Linked DNA regions of Homo sapiens: region 2 is linked to region 1. The links are chromatin contacts, found by Hi-C or POLR2A ChIA-PET in ENCODE. All regions are on one chromosome and are shown on one strand. Each heading gives the region's core, a stretch centred on a gene start or an enhancer-like site at or near the end of the contact. The rest is flanking DNA. Distances are from core to core; before and after follow the strand shown.

What was found. A loop is a pair of places that touch in the nucleus more often than their neighbours do. ChIA-PET counts read pairs that join two places held with the same protein, here RNA polymerase II (POLR2A). Pooled maps may share reads with other maps.
Region 2: a pooled map shows a loop between it and region 1 (4-fold over the local background). The contact joins the promoter of RHBDD2 here to the promoter of STX1A in region 1. A Hi-C loop is called at or near these places in 2 of 50 pooled maps. POLR2A ChIA-PET finds 5 or more read pairs at or near these places in 2 of 52 experiments (activated B cell and naive thymus-derived CD8-positive, alpha-beta T cell).

Annotation. Positions count from the first base shown.
Region 1 is chr7:73,718,273-73,720,972 of GRCh38, forward strand. STX1A (syntaxin 1A) reads right to left here and starts at 1,397. Exons shown (of 10, transcript NM_004603.4): 1 at 1,330-1,397. The coding sequence starts at 1,359. RefSeq lists silencers at 793-872, 983-1,042, 1,053-1,252, 1,313-1,512.
Region 2 is chr7:75,877,454-75,880,415 of GRCh38, forward strand. RHBDD2 (rhomboid domain containing 2) reads left to right here and starts at 1,581. Exons shown (of 4, transcript NM_001040456.3): 1 at 1,581-1,807. The coding sequence starts at 1,630. RefSeq lists an enhancer at 1,277-1,885 and silencers at 1,432-1,681, 1,782-1,961.

The DNA of each region.
Region 1 (2,700 bases), core at 147-2,646:
TCTGGAGGCAAAGTGGAGGCCGTGGTGCCAGAGCAAGTGGGGGACATGAAGGCAGGGGAGCCCAGGTCCCGGCTCCAGGATGCCCAGGAGGCAACCATGACATAATGGGGCAGACAGGCTCCAACTCAGGGAGCCTCTGGGTGGAGAAGACAAGCCGTGGGGTCAAATGCCCAAAGGACACTTGACATTTTCCATAGGAGGGGACCTTAGGGTTCTAGTTCCTAGCCCAGGGAGCGGGGTGGGGGGTGCTCCCAGGGATCAGCAGGCAGGGCTGCCAGCCAGGTGGCCAGCCAGGGGACCAGATGACCAGATGAGACTCAATCTAGTCTTGAGCCTTGATCCACCCCCCCTCCCCGACACACCCAGAGAGGCTTCATTTCCGTCGCTGTCCTCCACTCCCGGTCACCATCCTCCTGGGCTCCTCATCCCTAAGGGCAGAGGCCAGGGGAAGGGGACCCACGCAGGCTGCAGGGGTCTCTGGGCTGGGAGAAGGTGGGCTCTGACTCAGAACGTTTGTGCATCCTCCTACTCCCCCCAAACCCCGCCCCAGGAGCCACACCCCAGGGGTTTCCCAGATACAGGTAGAAAAATAGATCCAAGTCGCAAGGAACCCTGAAGGGTCTGGAAACGCCAGCCAGTGCTGCCCGAAAGCCCGAAGGTGGATAGGTGGACCGGGGGCGGGTGTGACGCCCCCCCCCCCATACCTGGGGCGGGCAGTGGATCCCTACTGCGACCAAGCAGAGGGGGAGCCACAGGTGATGGGAGCCACAGGTGACCAGGGTGGCCCGAGGAGGCCGCCACCACCCGACGATCAGGTTTCCGCAGCGCGCCCCGCAGCGGGGCCCCGCGCAGGGGACCGGCACCGGCCCACCGCGGTCCCCTCGTCTGTCTACACCAAGGAGGTTCCCACCGCGGTCCCCTCGTCTGTCTACACCGAGGGGGCACGGGAGGTCAGAGATGAGGGGCAGTGAGGGGGCCAGAGAAAGGGCCTGCTCTGCGGGAGGGGGAAGAGGTCCCGCCACCAAAACCCCATCATACCCTCCGAACCCCCCAAATCAAGAGGGCCCCGAAAAGTTTATCCAGGACCCCGGACTCCAGCCGACCGTCCACGTGTCAGCGCGGCCGAGCTCACGCGAGCCTGACCCCGAGTGGGTCCGAGGGGCGGAACCCGGAGGGGGGTCGAGGTCCCTGGCTCGCCCCGCTCCCTTCAGCCCTGGCTGGGGGCGCAGGAGCGGCCACCATCCTGGCCGCGGGAGCCGGGCGGGAAGTGTCCGGCGCGTTGGCGCTGGCGGCGGGCGGCGGGCGGCCGCGCGCTGGGGCCGGACTCACCGTGCGGAGCTCCTGGGTTCGGTCCTTCATGCTCCCGGGAGTGGCAGCGGCGCCGGCTGCAGCCGTGTGAGCCCCGCATGCGCGACGGCCGCCCCGCGGCTGCGCAGCGCCAGCCCGGCCCCGCCCCGGCCCCCGGGACCCCGGCCCCGCCCCACCCCGCCCGGGCCCCGCCCAGACCCCGCCCAGACCCCGCCCCACCCCGCACGAGCAGCCCCGTGGGGATCGAAGCCCTGGGGTCTCGTCCTGGACGTTCCGCACGCGTGATCGCTCCCGGGGATGGGTCCCCAGAGACCCTGCTGCCTCCTCTGCCCCAGCCCTGTCTCGTTTTTTATTTATTATTTTTGGAGACAGGGTCTCGCTCTGTCGCCCAGGCTGGAGTGCTGTGGTGCAATCATAGCTCACTGCAGCCTTGAGCTCCTGAGCTCAGGCAATCCTCCCGCCTCAGTCTCCTGGGTGGCTGGGACTAGAGTTGCTCGCCACTACTCCTGAATAATTTTCAAATATTTTGTAGAGACAGGGTCTTGCTATGTTACTCAGGCTGGTCTTGAACTCCTGTCCTCAAGCGATCCTCCCTCCTCCCAAAGCTCTGCGATTACAGGCGTGAGCCACCGTGCCTGGCTTCCAGCCTCTTCCCGACTTAGCAGCTCAGCATCCCTGTCCCAGAATCCGGTCCTCATCCTCAGATCCCTTCACTTCCCCAGAATTTGCTGAAGGTTGTAACTCCCTCCTTCATTTCATTACCTTGGGACCTCCTGCTCTCCCTTCTGTTCCCCAGCCAAAAACCTCCTGGAGAGTTCCAGTCTGGGAGCCTCCACCCTTCCCCCTTGCTCCCATCATCCAGTAGGGACTCAGGCACTGGCCTCTTCTTTCCCTAGGATTTCTCAGTTCACAGCTCTGATGCTGCGTGACCCACCCCTTTTTCCTGCAGGATGAAGGAACTCCTCTATCTTTTTATGTTTGTTTGTTTGTTTGATTATTTATTTATGAGATGGAGTTTCACTCTTGTCGCCCAGGCTGGAGTGCAGTGGCGCTATCTCAGCTCTGCCTCCTGGGTTCAAGCGAGTCTCCTGCCTCATCCTCCCAAGTAGCTGGGATTACAGGTGCCCACCACCACGCCCGGCTAATTTTTTGTATTTTTTAGTAGAGACAGGGTTTCACCATGTTGAGCAGGCTGGTCTCAAACTCTTGACCTCTTGATTCTCCCGCCTCGGCCTCCCAAAGTGCTGGGCTTATAGGCGTGAGCCACCGTGCCCGGCCTATTTTTTTTTTTTTTTTTTGAGACGGAGTCTCACTCTGTTGCCCAGTCTGGAGTGCAGTAGCACGATCTTGGCTCACTGCAACCTCCACCTCCCGAGTTCAAGCAATTCTCCT
Region 2 (2,962 bases), core at 331-2,830, 2.2 Mb after region 1:
AGAGATCACGCCACTGCACTCCAGCCTGGGTGACAGAGTGAGACTCTTGTCAAAAAAAAAGGAAGGTCTACCTTAAACAGCTGTTCTCCAGCAAAAGCACTTTTCAAACTGTAAAGTGCTGAAATAGATCTCGGTTATGAGTGTTCTATTACATCCCTAACTTTTGAGTCCCTTCCATTGAATCCCTCTCCCGTTTCCTGTCCCTTTTCCTTTTTTTTTTTTCCGAGATACAGTCTTGCTCTGTCACCCAGGCTGGAGCGCAGTGGTGCGATCTCGGCTTGCTGCAACCTCCGCCTCCTGGGTTCAAGCGATTCTCCTGCCTCAGCCTCCGGAGTAGCTGGGATTACAGGCACGCGCCACCATGCCGGGTTAATTTTTGTAGTTTTATTAGAGACGGGGTTTCACCATGTTGGCCAGGCTGGTCTCTAATTCTTGACCTCGTGATCCGCCCGCCTCGGCCTCCCAAAGTGCTGGGATTGCAGGCGTGAGCCACCGTGCCCAGCCTCCTGCCCCTTTTCTTCAATATGAAGATAAAGCTGCCCCTGGCTGTACTGGAGGCCAATTCCGGGCCATAGCAGGAGGAACTGAGTTCTAATTCTGTCTTTGCCATGTAACTGAATTACCCAGGGCCCTCCCTAGTCCTGTTTCCTCTTTGGTGTAATAGGGATGAATACAGATGGGAAGATCGTGATATGAAAGAGTTCTGTGAGCTGTAAGGCATAATAATCATGAGGTATTATTACAGGACCAACAGGTGCCTAGGCCCGCTGTGCAATAACAGACCAGTTACACTGAGGAAGCAGGGTTATCAGCAGAAAAAGGGTTTAAAGATGGCAGGGTGCCTAGGAGGAGACGCAGGGAGACCAACAAATCCATCTTCCCCAAGGAGTTCCGGGCTGGGATTTTAAAGGGCATTGTGAAGGGTGAGGGGCTGGAAAATTGGGGTCATCGACTGGTCAGGGTAAGGGGGTTGAAATCCTCAGGATATGGAAACTGCAGTCCCCATTGAGTCTTGCTTCTGTGGGCTCCTTCAGAACAACTGGTGTCAGTAATTATGCTGGTATGCGGGACCTGAAAGAATATCTCCAAGGGAAAACGTTTCATAATGTTCAAGTTGTTATCTATGGAGTTAAGGGGAATTGTAATCTTGTGACAGGGTCTACGTGATTCTAGGACAGACGATGGGCACCTATCATAGCTGATACACAGAGCTATGAGCAAGCAGGTCGGAGAGCAAGGTGACCTAGTGATGAACGCAGAGTGTGCTGCAAGCTTCGTTTATTTTCGTTTTTCCCCCTCCCTTCTTCCCTGATTAATTTCCTAAAGTTTATAGGAGCAGTTTCAGTACCAGCCCGAGTAGGATGGAATCAAACACGGTGCTGGAACATTCCTACCCGGAAGTGGCCCCGACCCCCCTCCCCCCGTCCCGGCCTCCCACGCACGGGGGGGGGGGGGGGGGGGGCTGATCGGCGCTACCGGATTGGACAACTTGGCATGGGGCGGGGCCTCTGGGAGGCGTGGCCTCCGGCCGGCTCCTCTGCTGTTGCCAAGGGAAACTGCCGCGAGGAGGCGGAAGGAGCAGAGGACCGGCAGCCGGCGTCGAGGCGGGGCGCGGGAACGACGGCGGCCATGGCGGCCTCGGGGCCCGGGTGTCGCAGCTGGTGCTTGTGTCCCGAGGTGCCATCCGCCACCTTCTTCACTGCGCTGCTCTCGCTGCTGGTTTCCGGGCCTCGCCTGTTCCTGCTGCAGCAGCCCCTGGCGCCCTCGGGCCTCACGCTGAAGTCCGAGGCCCTTCGCAACTGGCAAGGTGAGCAGGGGCGGGCCGGGATCGCGGGGCGAGTCCTTGTCCTCCGACTTTGCCGGTTCCTGGGCTCTAGCCTCCGGGACTCGCCCCTTCAGGCCTCACCGCCAGTCTCCCCCTGTCTCGGTCCTCATCACCATGCCCGCCCCCCGGAGGACCGACCTCCAGCACCGTCTCTTGCTCTCCGTGTTCCACACCTTTGTCTGCAGACCCCATCTTCGTCATCACTGTAATCCCTTCCCTACCCGAATTTGTTCCCTTCCCTGTCGCCACCAGACTGGTTAAGGCCCCAAATCCATTCGCTAGCAAATCCATGCTCGCTCTCCAAGGGTAAAGATTTTTCGTCTCCCCCTCCCATTTCACATACACACCTACGTCTGCTTTAGGCCTAAGCCCCACTGAAAAACGTTTTTCTCTCACCTACATCACGACAATTGGACTTTATCCACAAACCCCTATAAGCCCTATAAACGTCCTGCCCTCTTGAGATTTGGAATTTCTTCTGCTTTTTCATCTGTATCTTAATCTTGACTGCCATTCCCAGCTCATGGGGGTACCAGGGTGTCTTCTGCCTTTGGAGAGAAGTGTTTGTTTTTCTCTAGGGGAGAGAAATTTTGCAGACCAATTAAGTATAAACATCCATTCCTGAAAGACATTCCTAGTCTCCGTGTCTTCCTCATTTTCTCGAGAGGAACACAGGAAATTTGCATATCTCCTGCTGTTTTGCAAAGCACACACACTGATATGTATTAATTTCGTTTAACCCTCACAAGGATCCCATGACGTAGGACCTGTTATTGGCCCGTTATCTAGATAAGATTGAGGTTTCATGCAGAGAATCGCAGAGCTGTTGCGTCATGCAATTGAGATAGGAATCTATATTTTTTTTTTTATTCTGTGATGTTTTGGAACTAGAGCCTTCGGGTAGATAATCTCCAAATCATGTACAGTTGCTTCTAGAATCTTTTCATGTTTATACTTGGAATTTCAGTTTTGGAAATACTCAACAAATAATGAAGTACTCTTCAGATAATGAAGCCTCTGGTGATGGCCAGACTGAGGTATATGGTTCCATAGCCTGCTTCCCCACTCCAATCTAAAACTGTTCCCCCCACCCTAGGTATACATAGCACCACCTCACAGACAGAAGCAAAATGCCAA